2 separate regions of the Homo sapiens genome follow, and region 1 is linked to region 2. Evidence: chromatin loops called from intact Hi-C (ENCODE). Cell type or tissue: endothelial cell of umbilical vein. All regions are shown on one strand. Links, peaks and the distances in the headings refer to the core of each region. The heading gives the core; the rest is flanking DNA. Region 1 has its middle 32 kb from the start of DNASE2B. Region 2 overlaps DNASE2B (deoxyribonuclease 2 beta).

What was found. Peaks named below come from ENCODE experiments on the same cell type or tissue, not always from the same donor. Only the 100,000 strongest peaks of a DNase experiment are listed, where the experiment ranks them.
Region 1: a loop joins it to region 2, with 5 times the contacts of the local background. A loop is called at or near these places in 4 of 110 quality-filtered maps.

Annotation. Positions count from the first base shown.
Region 1 is chr1:84,361,451-84,370,699 of GRCh38, forward strand. It overlaps the pseudogene UOX. Among named protein-coding and RNA genes, the nearest start is that of DNASE2B, 32 kb to the right of the region's middle. RefSeq lists an enhancer at 3,709-4,908. In endothelial cell of umbilical vein, for the core only: no CTCF peak of the experiment used is centred there; a DNase peak (open chromatin) is centred at 4,341; H3K27ac peaks cover 2,745 bases.
Region 2 is chr1:84,409,916-84,419,164 of GRCh38, forward strand. It overlaps DNASE2B (deoxyribonuclease 2 beta), which reads left to right. Exons shown (of 6, transcript NM_021233.3): 4 at 923-1,084; 5 at 2,434-2,631; 6 at 4,613-5,103. The coding sequence ends at 4,953. Among named protein-coding and RNA genes, the nearest start is that of DNASE2B, 16 kb to the left of the region's middle. In endothelial cell of umbilical vein, for the core only: no CTCF peak of the experiment used is centred there; a DNase peak (open chromatin) is centred at 5,546.

The DNA.
Region 1 (9,249 bases), core at 745-8,744, 48 kb before region 2:
CACTACCCTGTGCTGTGAGGTAGGGGTTATTATTATTCCCATTTCATAAACAAGAGAGCTTAAGCTTAGAGATTACTTGCTCGAGATCACACAACTAGAAATTGGTGGAGCCCAGTCTAAACCTTAGTACTATCTGCATCCAAAGTCCGTGCTCTTTACCCTTTTATAAAAATCTATGTGACAAGTGATCAAACCAGGAGGGGTATGGCACCATCCCCCAGATCTGAAGGGAAGAGGAGCTTATGTATAGCTAAGATCCACATACACCAGAAGAGCTGCCCTTAAACAGCTCACTGACCTCTTACTTTGTGTATTGGGTTGAATGGGTCTCAAAACAGAGACCATGCCTTCACTGTCAGAACCTGCAAATGTGACCTTACGTGGAAAAAAGATCTTTGCAGATGTCATTAAGGATCTTGAGGATCTTGTCTTAAGGTTATCCAGGTGGGCCCCAAATCTAGTGACCAGTGTCCTTATAAGAGTCATACAGGGAAAACCTGCCAGACAGAAAAAGGAGGAAGCAATGCGGCCATGGAGGCAGAGACTAGAGTGATGCAGCTGTGAGTCAAGGAACCCCTGAAGGCATGAGAGGCTGGAAGAGGCAGAAACAGAATCTCCCCTGGAGTCTTTGGAAGTAGCACCCGGCCCACACCTTGATTTTGGACTCTGGCCTCCAGAACTATGAGGGAATAAATCTCTATTGTTTTACACCACCAAGTTTATGGTAATTTGTTATGGCAGCCTCAGGAAACTAATACTACGTTTATTTCTTTCTTATGTAAAGGTGAGCAGTATACTTTCTAAGTTTGATTGAATATATTCCTCATGTGGCAAATTTCTGTTGGAATCCTTTATACTTTAAAGATAATGTGTGAACTACTTCCTTAGCAGAGGTAGAGGCACCTGTAGAGACATGAATGAGCATTTTTCTGGGAAGAAGGTCCATAGCCATCATATTCTCAATAGGGTCTTGATAGGCTCCACAAAACTAAGAATTTCTGAGAGGGAGCCTGGGCAAATGGAAGAATGACAGGTAGCTAAGCTCTAAGAGAAACAAGTGCTAAGACTGTGAAACATACAGAGAATAAGTTTCAAGTATGCGGAAGCCGGAAGGTCCTGTGTGTGTCTGGTTAGAAGGCTTCAAGTCAATCTCTTTGGGAAAGAAGCTTTGCCTTCCTCATGAGTTCAGACAAGAAAGCAGAACTCGTAAAGGTCTAGCAAAGGCGACTGCAAAGGGCCAACTCCACACAGCTCAGAGTCCGGAGGAAAGGAAACGCTCCTTCTGGACAAAGTATAAAGAGGTTAGGAAAATTTCAAATTTCTCTAGTTAAAATCTGCCGGTATTGAAGAAGGTAAATTCTGTTACAATGACAAATCAATAAAATGCTGCCTCAAAAGACTTATTACGCTTCTATATTGGGGTAGAAAAAAGAAAGGGAAAACATTGGTGTCTAAAAATAAGGAATGGTATGAACTTAAGTCTGACTCTAAAAAGGAAAAGGAAAAGGAAGGAGATATATTTTCTGAGTCTATCACTATGAAAATTATGAGATGAAATTTAAAGAATATGAAACAAACCTCAGGCAGAATCTTGGCTACCAAAACCACAAGCCCCACATGACAGCCTGCTCCATTGAATGCCATGGAAACTGCCTCCCCGGCAGCACGTGGGCTTGGAACTACTTGCACGATTCCTCCATGAAAGTACTTGAGATAGGGTTGGGGTAAGCAGAGAGAGTGAGTGAGGAGACAGAAGAGTGTTGTAAGGGCAGCTCTGCTTCCCAGAGAACTGGAACTGAATCCCTGGAGGCTTCCTAGCAAAATCATGAAGTGTTTTTAAAACAAATTGCCTCACAAGTGTTTACAGTTCAGTTCTGCCTGCCTGTCTGCCGAACTGAAAGGAACAGGTGAAACCCAAAGCTGGTTTTCAGCCCCATCGTTCACAATTCTAAGAAGGAAACATCCTTCACAAAACAGGAACTTTGTCCTTGAAAATTTCACATACTACAGGCTTTCCTGCCACATACCTGGGATATAACATCCAATAGCTCATTTGCAATCTATTGCAGTAAATGTGCTAAGAGCTAAGGAGAAGCAAAATGCACATATGTATAAATGGGCCACAATTTCTAAGGATTCTGCTCTAACATGGGTTTCTTCTCTGAAGCAAATACAGTGTTTCTAAAACTTACAAGAATAAGAGAACATCAAGTAAGAAAGGCCTAATTAAGTCGGGGTTTTTGTTTTGTTTTGTCTTGTTTTGTTTTTGAAAAGTCATGTTAGACTCTTTCCTCTTGGAACAGAATTGACAAATTAGCACAGGAATAAAATGTACCAGTCATTTGACCATGTAAGTTACATAATGTAGAAGCACATTTTGTGACGTGAGTATTCAATGTAGCACAACACTTTCCTCATCAAATTATTTCATTGTTCTTATCCCACGTTATTTTCCAAGCAGGCGCTTGCTTGTGAATGGCCTCCAACATCTTGTAGGGTTTGCTGCTCTGAACACCTCCCATCTCTTGCCTGACCCGGAGGCCAATGACAGCTTTTCTATGTGGGCCTAATAACAAACGAAAAGAAGACAGGACATTTATTACATTCAACACACACGTATATTGAAATTTCTGTGTCAGGCCAAATACTACCATAGCACTTTACAAGCATTAACCCATTTAATCCTCAAAAGACCTATAAGGTAGGTTCTCTTTTCACCTCCATTTTACAGATGAAGAAACTTGTCTTATATTTACTGAGAGGTGGAGCCAGGATTTAAATGAGTGTGCAATTAACCACTATACCATGCAACCTTAAGTAGCAGTATCATAAAGGTGAATGAAGCCGTATTAACAAATAATACTAAGGGCTCATATGAAAGCAATTCTTAAAAATGGAGATTTGATTTTATTTTTTAAATGAAGATTTTTTAAAATGGAAAAGGTTACCCAGAATGTTAACGTGGACAAGTTTTCATCATGGGTTTCTAAAGCTGTAATTTGTGAAGCTTTATTACATGTATACAATGGTAGTGTTAGTCAATTGATATAATCAGCCCTCAAATCTGTAAACATCTTTAAATCATCAACTATATTTGTTTCTCTGGCTATAAAAGGAATAATTGTTCATATTTGGAAGATTCAGAAAAGTACATGGTGAAAAATGAAAATCACTCATAATCTCATCATCCAGAAATTGTCATTGCTGATATTTTCACATCTATACTCTCTAGTCTTCTTTCTAAATGTACATCCACCCATCTGTATATTGGCTTAACATTTATTAAATGTGACGTTTTGTGCACATAAGGGATGCATTATTCAAAGAAAATTTCTACTCTTTTTCAGTACCCTCATATGTACTAAATATTCTCTAAGGATTGAAAAAGTTTAAAATCAAACATTAAGATCACAGAAGTACTATCAGAGTGGAAATAAATAATCAATGATACATATGCTAGAGCATTCTTAAAATCAAATATTCAGTCAAATGAAGTAACAATGGTGATATTTTTCAATATAATTTTATTTCATTTTCTGCATTACTTAGAAGCATCAGTAGGATGAAAACAATATTTGTTTCTTAAACCTGTGCACAAATTAATTGATGTGACACACTCATTAATTCATGATTATTTTCTTAATGAATTGATTCTAAAGCTTCTCCAAGATAGGAAGGCATAAGATAACCAAAAAGAAATATTGATTTATAACTGTTCTAATACTGCTCAGCATTTTTAAAGTAAATTATAGCCATAAAGCCTGTTATAATTACTAATAAGGTAATCCACAGAATGCCTTGCTGAGCTAGGTGTAGAAGAAATAAACTGTTTCATATTGGAGGAAAGTGAACACTATAAATCAATATACTAGTGTGAAATTTTGCATGGCTACATGCTATCATCTCCAGCATCACAAATGACTTAAGGAATTCCTCAGCTGAGAGTGGACTCCTATTGGTGGCCACAATGTCACAGTCTTGAAGACAACTTCCTCTTGACTGTACCAGTAATTTTTCCATATGGATTGTCTAATGGCAGCAAGACCTGTAGAAAAACCACATGGTAATTTAAAGGACATTAAAATAGCCCTCTCCTCCTTTCTATGACTCAATATTAAAAACAAAAACAACAACTTACTAAACAGGAAAATGTGTATGTCCTCCACTAAAGTTACTTCAAGCATGGTAATGCCTTATTATTCTGGCAATAGTTGAGAGATGAGTCAATTTCCTAGAAAATTTAAAAGCTTTTGAAAAATGTTAATCATTGAGATATAAATGTTTCTAAGATGCATTCCATATCCCTGCTTTGTAAATGCAGTGTATTGAACACAATTGACCTTTCCTTGGTGACTCACCTCATCCATGAGTCATTGTCCAATGCTGTAAGATCACCATGGCCTCAGAAGTGTCTGAGGTCTGCAGGGCTGTTCACTCAATTCTAAATGGCTCCAGATAGCGGTGCTTTTAGAGTTCTTCCACCCTCCCACCCTGTCATTTGTCACTTCTCTGCTAGTGTTAATGTGTCCAACTTCCTGTTTCTCATGTGTTATGTTCACTTTGTACACATCTGCTGGGTGAGAGTCCAAGAGTGGCTCCAGACATCCTCAAAGTACAGACGCAAGGACAGCTTGTTCAGCCACTCAGGTGCCTTTATGTAGAGCCCTGACCCAAAGGAACTTAGGCCTTCCTGACTCCAAGTCCCCAGCTGGGCTCCATGAGGGAGCTGCAAGTCTGACTTCCTAGAGGGAAGAACCCTGTGGGCGCAGCCCCCCAGCATGCTGGGATTAGTGCAGACCTGAGGTGTCGGGGGCCCTCAGGAGCCCTCCTCTCTCTGCCTGGGGTCCTGAGCTAAGCACTGCTTGAGCCATGACACCTGATCCTTTTTTCTATGTAGGGTCCATTTGTTTTGCCTCTGGTGGACTTGGCCAGGATTACTTTCAGGTCGCTCTCCTGCCCGTTAGAAGGCTTTAAAAAGGCTTCAGATTCTAATTAATGGCATTCTGGTAGCCATGTCCTTTCCTTCCTCTAAAGTAAATACTGCTGCCTCTCCTTGTGGCTGGATGTACAGCATGTGGGACCAAGGTAAGGGCAGCTCTGCTTCCCAGAGAACTGGAACTGAATCCCTGGAGGTTTTCAGAATCTAGATCACCTTTGCCAGGCACCTAAGCATGACCTTTGTTTCCAGATGCGACTCCCGAGCCTCCACCTGCAGCTGATGGTGGTCAAAGCCTGCTAGAGGCCACTCACATTACTTGCAAAACAGAAAGGAGGTACCTGGCCCGAAGGATTGTGAGGCTTCTGGGCCATCAGGTGCAGAATGTGGGACCTTTAACCCCTTCATTATCCCTTATCCGCCAAAGGATATGAGTCTATGGGAGCAGAGCCATGCTAATAGATGGCTCCTTCCCTATCTTACTCCCCAACACATACTAAAAGAAGTTACTCGAAACAATGTTTTCTAGTTAATAGGAATGTGTGGGGAGCTGGAGCAAATTGAGAAATCTTATTTTGAATGTGGTCCAAGAGGGAAGAATGGTTCTGATCTCCCAAGAACTGACCACACCAACCCACCAGTCAGTACTTCAGGCTGTCTAGTCAGACACACTGAGTGGTTTAACATTCTGCCATGGCTTAAAAAAAAAAAACAAAAAAACAAAAAAACAGGAGAAGTGTTTCTCCAAGACAAAGGGTTGTTTTCAAAAAATTAATTTCCACATCTTACCTCTGTAATTGCAATTAGAAACATAAATACTCTTCCATGTTTTCCTGTGTGTATTTTATGCCACTGAATTGACTAGTTAATCAAAAGGTAGGAATGATGGAAGAAAGTGAAAATAGAATCTTTTTTTCTCCTCATTGCCTCATGATGGAAGAATAATGAAGCTGTGTCCTTGCATGGCACTTTCAGAGAAGCAGATCTCAAAGCTGTTTCCTTGGGCACACTCTGTTCCTTCTCTGTCTTTCTCTCTTGGACTTCCAACCTTCTATAATCACTCATCCACTTCGAAGGCACTCCAACCTCAGGCATTGAAAGGCCCAGAATTGAAGAGGGCTGTAATCACTGGCAACTATAAATATTCCCCAAAGCAACAGTTGCTTAAGAGTTTTATTCAGTGACATTATCATCCCAGGCTCATAAAGGGGCAAAAGGGGGTGGGACAGAGATGTGCTTTAAATATATTTAAAGTTCTCTTACCTCTTACCTCTTCCTTGTTGATCAGACCCATTTTGGACATGTCTATGTTGAAGTAGTGAATGTTTGGCAGGCTGATTTCCATATCTTCTATCTGGAAACCACAGTGGTATGCATCACATTAGGAGCTGCGAGCCTCCATCTCCGTCACTCCAGCTACCCTCACCTCCCCTAACCTCGCACCCATTACTCAGGTTCTCTCTCTGACTTGGAGACACCCTCTGATGTTCCTCCACTGCCCGACACTGTTCTCTCCTGCTAGTTCTGTGATTAGATGGTGGGTCTGCTCTTCTCCCCTCAGTGTACAAAATCTGTTTCTCTGAAAAGAAAGGGCTCCTCGGGTCAGAAACCTGGGAGACCTCTTCAACATCCAACTGGCCTCCAGGTACTGGTCAGTCAACCTTCTAAATTCCTCCTCATTCCACTCCTTCCTTTCCAGGCCTGTATCTAACATTTATAGGCCCTGCAGTAAGAGTATAATTGGAGACCCACATACCAAAGGTATAAAAACTTTAAAGTTCTATTAATCAAGCCAAAATTTTTTTAAGTGAAATATGTTCTACTCTTCTAACTTGACAAATATACCCTTCATAACAACCTGGAAGGCCAAGCATTAATTTAAAATTCTCTAACTGTGATTGCAATTAGAAACATAAATACTCTTTCATGTTTTCCTGTGTGTATTTTATGCCACTGAATTGACTAGTTAATCAAAAGGTAGGAATGATGGAAGAAAGTGAAAATAGAATCTTTTTTTCTCCTCATTGCCTGGCATGGAGTACCATGCCAGGGCATGGCAGCATGGGAAGAGCCAGCCCCTCGCCCCTGGCCCATCCCACCTTCTCTCTTGGACTCACAGGGGTAGACACTCCAGCTTGCATGTCAAGTGCCATCCATACCTCCTGCAAACATCTGCCCCTTTGCCTACTCTCAGGCCTAAGGGTGAACACCAATAGCATGATTCGCCCTCTGGAAGACAGATCTCGAGAAGAGATTTGCCCACGTTCCCGAAGTAGTCTCAGGGCTATTTGGACAGGAAATTCTGGGGAATGCATGGGCCTCTGCAGAGTATGTTGCTGTGGCCCCACTGATTCTTCACCTAGTGGAGGGAGGCACAGCCAGAGGAAGGCCTGAAGGGGGCCTGTAGAATGCTGAGCCATGGCCAGAGTCCCTCTTGTCCAGGTCTAAGAGTGATACTCCTCCTCTCCAGCCCCACCATGGCCCAGACTCTCTTTACAAGATTCTGAAATAGATCCCAACATGTCTCCTTGCCTATGGTCCATCAACCTTTTCATTCATCACATTTCTGTCAGCGTGTTTTTTCTAGAGTACAAATCTGAAACAAAACATCCAGCTTAAACCCCTTGGTGGCTCCCAGAAGCCTTCAGGATAAGGTACAGACTCTATAAATAAGCCTAAAAAGGCCCTCTTGACTGGCTCCTGTGGTTCCTGCCTCATTTCCAGGCACATGGAATGACTATAATTCATTCATATATATTCAGTCACACGTGGTAGACCCTCAACAGTAAACGACTGTATCATGCTATCTCTTGTCTCCATACCTACCCTGCTCCCTCACCCTTGAGAGTAAACTCAGATAACCTCTAGACTCAAACACCCTTCCCTCTAGAAAACCTGGCGGAACCCATCTCCTTTACCTGAGTTAGGTGCTTTGCTCTGTACTTTCATAATACTCTTTTCTCTATTGTATTGTTCATTTACTTATTTTGTTCATTCACTGAATGATGAGCTCTTTGAGGGTAGTGACTATCTAATTTATCTTTGTATCCTTCGTATGCTGCCAGAGACATAATCACCATTCAATGAATGAATGAATGAATGAATGGGTGGGGACGTGGGTAGATGGACAGATGGATGGATGGATGGATGGATGAAATCTCTCTACATCTATCTTTCATTGTCTGGTTCTTCTGAAACACAGAACCTTTGTCTAATTACCCCTCTCCCTCAAGGCATTCAAGTGTCCTGACTATGAGGCTTAAATCAGTGGCAGGTTGAAGGGACTCAAAGAATTTTCAACAAAACTCAAGGACTACAACAGGGGCCTGTGTTTTCAGGTTAGACAGATTTTTCCATTTTTGCTCTCTTTTCACTTGCTATAACAAGCTTTTGAACAACAACAGATGTCATTTTTCATGTGTCTTCCACTTTCTTATTTTAACTCTCAACTCTTTCTCAGAGCTGACAGAAGACACACGTTCTCCCAGTCCTCAGAATGGCAACTGACAGAACTTACCGCAGGAACTCGGCTCAGGGAGAGCACCTGGATATCACAGAGGGTCTTCTGCACAGAGGTCAAGTATTCACCTTTGTCATAGGGCCCAGCAGATTTCTCCATGACAAGGTCCCGAATGGTGTCCCTAAAACACAAAGAAGGTCACTGAGGATACTGAAAGGAATTTTAGTAATGTGTTAGGAAGCTAAGAAGCAGTGACCTGTCTGTCCCCCAGAAAACAATGTTATTGATGTTTTTAGAAGATATTAGTATCTTGCAATGCCAAAAACAAAACACCTCACTTCCCATTCCCCTACACACACACACACACACACACACACACACACACACACACACACACACACATACACCATTCAACAAACATATTGAGCATCACTAGACTGTCTTCATAGTTTGGCACCAGGGCCCAGTGGGCATTTTAGGGTAAATTTCCCGTCATGTTTGAAGAACCTAAGAAGAAGACTCCCAAGTATTCTCACCATCTTGCTGCTCTGCTTGGCTGGCTCATTGAATTGTTACATTTGGGGGTTTGCTCTGTGCCAGACTCTGTGTTTTTTAGGTTAGACAGATTTTTCTGTGCTAAGCATTTTATGTGATGATGTCATTGAATTCTCTCAATATAGCTGAAGTAGGTACTATTATTATCCCCAATTAGAGAAGAAGAACCTGAGCTTAAAAGTTACATGATATGCTCTAAGTCCCTCTCTTTAGAAGGAGGCCCAGCCTACAGTACTATCCTGCCTCTGGCATGTTCAATTTCAAGCTCTTTTCAACATAAATACATCAGGCTGCTGCC
Region 2 (9,249 bases), core at 589-8,588:
GAACTTTCAATATTTTCCACCTTGACACAGGTATTGATTCTATTTCCACCCAAAGAACAACAGTATGCTTTCTTAAAATAGGCACTTTGAAAAAAAAATAACTAGAAGGCATTTGGTTTTTAATCTAACACTTAGGCAAACACGAGTGAATCTTATGTTTGCATAGTCATATGCAAACTGGAAAGTCTAGCTATCATACCAAACCTACCATGATAAATTTCTAAACACAAAAATAGTCAGATGTCTGTTTTACAAAGTTCTTTTTGGTATGTCACAAAATGATAAAAATCTTTCTATTTTCTTCCTTATTGGCTTTCAAGTTGTTTATTTTGCTCTAGAGATTTTTACAAACGTAATTAACTAGGATGCTTTAGCACAGCTTCCTTTTTGTCTCTTTGCTTCTTTTATTGGGCTTGTAGAAATAGTGACTCTTCTGCCAATAAATGGGCAGCAGTTTTTTATAACAAATTATTGTGAGTACATTTCTTCATTTGATATTTTCTCTTTCAACTCTGTTTTTTAGTCAGCTTTTGAAAAGAGCCTAGCTGCTTAGCAGTGAAGACACTATCTAAATCTTGCTAGGTGACTGTATAGTTTAACAAGGTCCAATTCCAATTTAGCAAATTTGCATTCTGCCAAAACAAATTTTCCTTGTGATTTCAAAATGAAATTCCTCTTAACTCTTCACAGGATGGCTACCTTGGTTCCCTTTTCGTGGTGGCTTTTTATCAGTAATCAGGCAATGTGATATGTGCCAGAATTGTATTTGAAATCTTTGAAAAATAAGCATGATCCTTGTGATTATTAGCCTAATAAAACACTAGTCTGAAGCATAAATGGGCTTAAATGTTGCCACTGTGAACCCTATTATAAAAGAAGCTTTGTTTTTCTGATTTATCTTTGTTAAATGTGTCTTTGGTAGGTTTACTGCTGTGGAACAGAGTTCAAGGGTTCTGGCTGATTCATTCCATCCCTCAGTTTCCTCCAATTCCGGAAGAAGGCTATGATTATCCACCCACAGGGAGACGAAATGGACAAAGTGGCATCTGCATAACTTTCAAGTACAACCAGTATGAGGCAATAGGTAAAACTAAAGTATGTGAGAAAAAAAACGATAACTATGTTGAAGAAATGATTTGGAAATATATTCATAAATGTGTCACTTCATTTGTTAATCTATTCATAGACCCTCTGATACCTAGATTCTAATACTGGCTTTGCCATGGTGAGGTCTTGGGCAGGCTCGCTTACTGGGCTTTGGCTCTTAATCTACCAGTGCAGTTGTTGAACTTGATCAGGGCAGTAGTTTCAAATGTATTCAGGGGCCTGGTAGATAACATATATGAGTGAAACAGACATGTTACATGGGAAGTGAGGATAGTGATGAACTGGGGTGTTGACTCACCTAGCTTCCCTTAAAGCCTCAGTTCCATCATACTGTGGCTCTACAGGAATACAAGCCTAATGATTACAGATCTCCTTATTTCTCATGAAGTACCAGAAACCTAGGGTGTGTGTGTGTGTGTGTGTGTGTGTGTGTGTGTGTGTGTGTGTGTGTGTGTGTGTGTCAGAGAGAGAGAGAGAGAGAGAGAAACTGATTTCCAAATATGAGTTCAATCTTAATTTTGTTTTTGAAGTTTTCCAGGCCACATGTTCCTTGTAGGCCACAAACATGACACCTCTGAGCCAGATAATCTCCTTTTAAGATTTCAAGCTCAGCGAAAAATTCTTAGATTTGGCAAACTGTGGTGGGAAAGGAGAAGTAGGGACAGGTTGGTAGCTAAATAGTAGTGAAAAGCAACTTGCCTATAGAAACAGGAGATTTAGAAAATGTTTCTCATCAAATTTCCATCTTATGGCAAGGATCACTGAGCTCCTCACCCAAGTCAAGCTCTAGTCTCACTAGTTGAAATCATGTAATGATGCCGAATATCACAGAGATTAGGCATGCACACTGAGGAGATGATGATTCTTAAAGCTTTTTGGTACATGGAGTTCTCAACTTTTGTATATGTATATGTACATTTAGAAGAAAAAATATATGGTCTCCAAGGCCAAATTACCTGGGTTCGAATATCAATTTCATCAATTACAAACTTCATAATCTTGGGTGTGTGATGTAAATTCTCAGTTAATTCATCTATAAAGTAAAGATAATGATAACAACAGAATTTGCCTGATAACATGTTTGCTGTGAGGATTAAATGAATAAACCCATGTAAAACTTGTAGGACCATGTCTGGAAACTAGGAAGTGCTTAACAGGTGTTAGTTATTTAAACAAAAAGTTATTTGAAGGCTATTGGTTTAAAGAAAGAAATGCCTTTGTTTTTGTGTTGTTTTGTTTTTAAATCCACAAAAAGATCTATAATAACAGCAGGTATTTCCATTTGTGTCTTAATTCTCAACTTTTCTTTACTGTTTCTTGATTCAGATTCTCAGCTCTTGGTCTGCAACCCCAACGTCTATAGCTGCTCCATCCCAGCCACCTTTCACCAGGAGCTCATTCACATGCCCCAGCTGTGCACCAGGGCCAGCTCATCAGAGATTCCTGGCAGGCTCCTCACCACACTTCAGTCGGCCCAGGGACAAAAATTCCTCCATTTTGCAAAGTCGGATTCTTTTCTTGACGGTATGAAAGACCATCATCAAACAACATGCTGTATAATTCTGCTGTTGAACTGACTAGGGATAGCTTAGAGAAATATTTTGAGTATTCAGAGAAAGAGAGATGAAAAAAGGGAGCAAAAGAAAAGGAAAAAGGAAAGTCACGGATCAGTTCAAACATCAGCCGGCTATATGAGTCAACCACAAAAGTATCTCACAACCATCCAGCCACGGGCCAGTGAAAACTCAGTCTCCATCCTCTGCTTGGCAAGGGGCCATAGCCATCTCCATTTCTTCCATTCCCTGAGTGGTTATTTTAAGCCTTCTTTACTCTCAAGCCCTTTACACTACTCTGCACCCTCACTCATGGCTTCCTTTTTTCCTTCATAAATAGAACAATGTTCACTAGGGAGAAACCACTTCTATATGCTACCCCCCCCCCACCCCTCCAACAATCTTATCTGTTCTCCTTCCTTTTTGCAGGGTTTCTCCCACCCCCAAAGAAGTGATGCACCCCCTATGCTCTGAAACCTATCTCAGCCTCAGCATACCTTGATTTGTCCACCTGATCTGTTCTCTGTGTTCCATTTCAGTTCTCCCACTCCCCAGGCTACTTTCTCATAACATACAAACATGCCTAAAAACCCTCCCTCAACTCTAAAGCATCTATAGCTCTATTTTTCCTTTTCTTTCAGATTTATTTTTTTAAAACTCATCAGGGCCTTCACTTGCTCAATGTTCCTTCACTGCAGTCTTGCTTCTGTCTGTAGACACTTGAATCTCTCCCCAGTCACCAATGGCTGTCTTAGATGACCTCACTGTCTTCCTTGCTTATTTGCTTCCTTCCTTTATACGTTGAATAAAATTTACTGAATGCCTACTACTAGCCAAGCCCTGTGTTAGGCACTAGAGATCTTAAACTTGACAGGACAGAGACAGTCTCTGCAGAATGTGGCACTGTTGAAATTCTTTCCTTTTTGAAACTCTCACCTTCACTGATTTTGGGGAACACGCAGTCCCCTGGTCTTTCTCCCACTTCTAAGTTTCTTCTGCCAGGTCCTTTTCCTCTGACTACTCTTTAGGTGACTGGGTTGCCATGTGGCCCCTACCCTTCCTTATCTCATTCTACATACCCATGCTGGGCAATTCCAGCAAGCCCTCCAATGATTCTCAAGTCTTGATCTCTACCCCAGACCTCTATACTGACTGATGTATTTAACAGCAAGTGAGACATTTCTACTTGAAGGTGGTACAGCCACATCAAGTTCAACATGCCAAACTCACTGCGTCATCATCCCCTACAAATCTACTTTTTCTTGTATTCTGCATAGTTACCCAGTCACTCCCCATCTCTTCTTTTTCTGACCCTTCTATCAAACCATCAAATTCAGTCAGTTCCAGATCCTTAATAACACTCACATGTATTGTATCTTCTCCAAACTCTTTGCCACTGCCATGGGTCACACCTGTGTTTATTGACACAGTTATTATGACAGCCTTATGTTTTTCCTTTCTTCTTTCTAACCTGTCCTTCCCAATTCATCCTGCCCATTGCCTCTCAACTGATATTTATGATCATAAACCAGTTTCTATTAATTCTTTACTAACATTCCTTTAAAAACTCTCCACTGATTTCAGGAAAATCCAAACACTTTGGCATGATTTACAAAGTTCCCTAGAAACTGGCCCTAATTCCTTCTCTAGACTAATTTTTTCCAAAGGTCTTTCCAGGACAAAGACATATATTGCTTCATTCGTTTTATAGAACAGAAGATGTTTGCAAACACCAACATCATCATAGTAATGATGATAATAACTTACATTTGCACATCACTTTAGCATTTACAAAATGTTTTCTCATCCACTATCTCAATTATGTTGTTATTATTGTGCTCGTGACATCCACATATCAGGGGTGAAAGATGATTTCCATTCCAGAGTATATTTTCAGGGACTAATCTAAGTGTAAATACCAACCTCACTATCTTTCTCCTCCTAAACCCTAGACATCTTTGCAGCCTGGATGGCTCAACGGCTGAAGACACACTTGTTAACAGAAACCTGGCAGCGAAAAAGACAAGAGCTTCCTTCAAACTGCTCCCTTCCTTACCATGTCTACAATATAAAAGCAATTAAATTATCACGACACTCTTATTTCAGTTCTTATCAAGATCATGCCAAGTGGTGTATTTCCCAAAAGGGCACCAAAAATCGCTGGACATGTATTGGAGACCTAAATCGGAGTCCACACCAAGCCTTCAGAAGTGGAGGATTCATTTGTACCCAGAATTGGCAAATTTACCAAGCATTTCAAGGATTAGTATTATACTATGAAAGCTGTAAGTAAACTTGGTGAAAGGACACAGGTACTATCATTGAAAACCTTGACAATGGGTCTTCTTCCATTACACCTTCTTTATATTTTAAAGGCCTGTGAATATACTTATAACCTGCATATCACAAAATAAAACATTTTTCTCTCATGTTTACCATTTAATCTTCTATTTAATGGTAATTTATTTACTTTGCACTATATATCATAGACATAAACCATTATACACAACTGAGAATAGAAGAAATAAAAAGAAAAATATTTTTCCACATTAGTCAACTCCAATTGTTTATGGATTGACTGGCCACCTAGTAGATTACATTTCCTCTCCTTCACAAAGACTTCCCTGACTCTCTTCCCCACCCTTTTTTGAAGAAAAGCAAATAACTCTCTCTGCGTATTCTTCCATACTATTTGATCATATTGCTCCTAAAGTTCTTTCTCACTGGTTTATGGTTAAGACTTATTTGTCATTCTTTCAGCTACTACTTACTAATTGGATGATCTTGAGCCATTCACTTGGATTCTCTGAACCTTGTTTTTTTTAATCTATGAAAGGGAGATAATAGCTAGGTATGTTCAAGTACCTAGCACAGAGCCCGGCACATAGATGACACTTAAAAATAATGGTGGCATTTGAGTTTGAATTCCAGCAAAAAAAAAAACAAATAAGTTTCAGAAATGAGTGATATTTTACAAGAAGAATGTTAAAGTCACATTAGGAGAAAAAAAACTGCATAAGTGTGACTCATCAACTTGAAGGAAATAAAGAAGTGTAACATAATGAAACCAGAATCAAATGCAATAGTCTTTTTTTTTTTTAATAATAGAGATGAGGTCTTGCTTTGTTGCCCAGGCTGGTCTTGAACTGGGCTCAAGCAATCCTCCCACGTTGGCTTCCCAAAGTGCTGGGATTACAGGAATGAGCCACTGCACCCAGCCAAATGCAATAATCTTAATTTCAATGTGTTTCTTTTTCTGGCATTCTTATCACTACTTGTAACTGTTATATAAATGGATAATAATAAACTTGTGTTAAGTACTAATTGCTTAATAATATTTGACATATGTGTTGTTCACAATTTCAAGCAGCTTACAACCTAGAAAAAGTAATCACAACAATAATAAAGCTAGCGCTTACTGAACACTTACTATGTAATAAGTATTCAACTCATAGTAATTCAGGATTCATTACAATTTTTTTTTTTTTTTTTTTTGAGACAGAGTCTCGCTCTGTTGCCCAGGCTGGAGTGCGGTGATGCGATCTCGGCTCACTGCAAGCTCTGCCTCCAGGGTTCACGCCATTCTCCTGCCTCAGCCTCCCGAGTAGCTGGGAATACAGGTGCCTGCCACCACGCCTGGCTAATTTTTTGTATTTTTAGTAGAGACGGGGTTTCACTGTGTTAGCCAGGATCGTCTCAATCTCCTGACCTCACGATCCACCCGCCTCGGCCTCCCAAAGTGCTGGGATTACAGGCGTGAGCCACCGCGCCCGGCCGATTAATTACATTTTTATTTAATCTTCATAACAATTCTATGTAGTAGGAACTGTTATTATCCCCATTTTACTGACAAGGAAATTGAGGCCTACAGAGTTTTAGGAACTTGCCTAGTATCATAGAGGTCCATCTTACCTCTGAGGCTATCGATCTTAATATCTCAATACCAACCAAAATTCATGGCACTAGTTCAATGACAAACAGAGAAAAAACTAACTTGGTTTTCCTGTCAGGAGCAAGCATAAACTATGTTGTATGCTATCTAGCTAACTAACATTCTTGCAAATATAAAGAGGCCTGAAAAAAATTATTTGGCCTCTGAGAGAGCATCTGAGGCCAAAAAAGCATAAGTAATCCAAATAATATAAGAGAAAAATTTTAAAGTACAAGATCCTGACTTTAAAAGTAAAGAGGGCCAAAACTTGATCCAATGGTAAATAGAGAGATGAATGAAAAGGCAAAAAAAAAAAAGCAAAAGTGAAGAAATTCTATTGGACTGAAAATACATAATAGGTAGGAGCCTTCTCCCCTGAATCTGAAGGAGAGGAGAATCATAATTAGATTCGTGTAATTAAGAGTGTAGGAGTATAACAAAGAAAAAGAACATGCTGGCCCACTGGAGACACACATTACGGATGTGCTGAAGGGGAAATAGGAAGTGGCCAGACTCTCCTTGAGGAAGAAAAAAATGCTGGAAAGGAATTGAACAGTCCTGGTAGCTCAAGAATACCTAATACTTACCGTGGTAGGGGTGTTGGTATATTTTGGTGATGGTAACTCCTTGTTGTAGAACCTAAAGGCAACCACAGTAAACCAAAGAGGGCTAATCTTTCTCAGGCATATGCCCAGGACGGCTACCCAGTCATGCTGATACCTGCAGGGAGACTGAGGAACTATCTTTGGGAATAATATCATTGGAGGGAAACTGATATATTTTAGAAAACGGGATAATTTTATTGATTCCCTTTAGGAAAAACGAGGAGAATATGGGAGATATTAATGAATGAAATTTAAGTTCTAAATCATGATTTTAAATACCGGAATGAAATTAACCAGGCATGGTGGTGAGTGCCTGTAGTCCTAGCTACTCAGGAGGCTGAGGTAGGAGGATCCTTTGAGCCGAGGTGTTTGAGGTTACAGTGAGCTATGATCACACCACTGCACTCCAGCTTAGGCAACAGAGCAAGACCTTGTCTCAAAACAGAAACAAAAACAAACCCCCTCCAAAACTAGAATGACGTATTTCACTTAATGTAATGTCCTCCAGGCTTATACATGCTGTTGCACATGACAGGATCTCATCCCTTTTTATAGCTGAATAGTATTCCACTGTGTATATATACCACATTTTCTTTATCCATTCTTCCATTAATGGGCATTTAGGTTGATTCCACATCTTGGCTATTGTGAATAGTACTGCAATAAACATGGGAGTGTAGATGTCTCTTTGATATTCTAATTTCATTTTCTTTGGATATATACCTAGTAGTGGGGTTGCTGAATCATACAGTAGAGCTACTTTTAATTTTTTGAGAAACTTCCATACTGTTTTCCATAATAGCTGTACTGATTTACATTCCCACCAACAGTGTGTAAGAGTTTCCCTTTCTCCTCATCATCACCAGCATTCATTATTTTTTGTCTTTTTGATAATAGCCATTTTAACTGGGGTAAGATGATATCACTGGGTGCGGTGGCTCACACCTGTAATCCCAGCACTTTGGGAGGCTGAGGCGGGCAGATCACCTGAGGTCAGGAGTTCGAGACCAGCCTAATGAACATGGAGAAACCCTGTCTCTACTAAAAATACAAAATTAGGTGGGTATGGTGGCTCATGCCTGTAATCCTATCTACTCAGGAGGCTGAGGCAGGAGAATTGCTTGAACCTGGGAGACGGAGGTTGTGGTGAGCCAAGATTGTGCCATTGCACTCCAGCCTGGGCAACAAGAGCGAAACTCCATCTCAAAAAAAAAAAAACACACACAAAAAAAAAAACAGGATGATATCTCATTGTGGTTTTGATTTGCATTTTTCTGATGGTTAGTGACTGATATGGTTTGGCCATATCCCCACTCAAATCTTGAATTGTAGCTCCTATAATTCCCATGTGTTGTGGGAGGGATCCAGTGAGAGGTAACATAATCATGAGGGTGGGTCTTTCCCATGCTGTTCTAATGATAGTGAATAAGTCTTAAGAGATCTGATGGTTTTATAAATGGCAGTTCCCCTGCACACGCTGTCTTGCCTGCTGCCAGGTGAGACATGACTTTGCTCGTCCTTTGCCTTCCACCATCATTATGAGGCCTCGCCAGCCAAGTGGAACTGTGAGTCCGTTAAACCTCTTTTTCTTTATAAGTTGCCCAGTCTCTGGTATGTCTTTATGAGCAGCATGAGAACAGACTAACACAATGACATTGAGCATTTTTTCATGTACCTGGTGGCCCTCTGTATGTCTTCTTTGGAGAAAAGACTACTCAAGTCTTTTGCCCATTTTTAAATCAGATTATGTTTTTTACTAATGAGTTGAATTCCTTATAAATACTGGATATTAATCCCTTGTCAGGTGTATAATTCACAAATATTTTCTCCTATTCTGCAGGCTGTCTGTTCACTTTACTGATTTGTTTCCTTTGCTATAAAGAAGCTTTTTGGTTTGATGTAGTCCCAATTGTTTATTTTTGTTTCTGTTGCTCATGCTTTTGAGGCCTAGTGTAAAAACATCCCTGCCCAGACTGATGTTGTGTAGTGTTTCTCCTGAATTTTCTTCTAGTAATTTCATAGTTTTGGGCCTTACATTTGAATCTTTAATTTA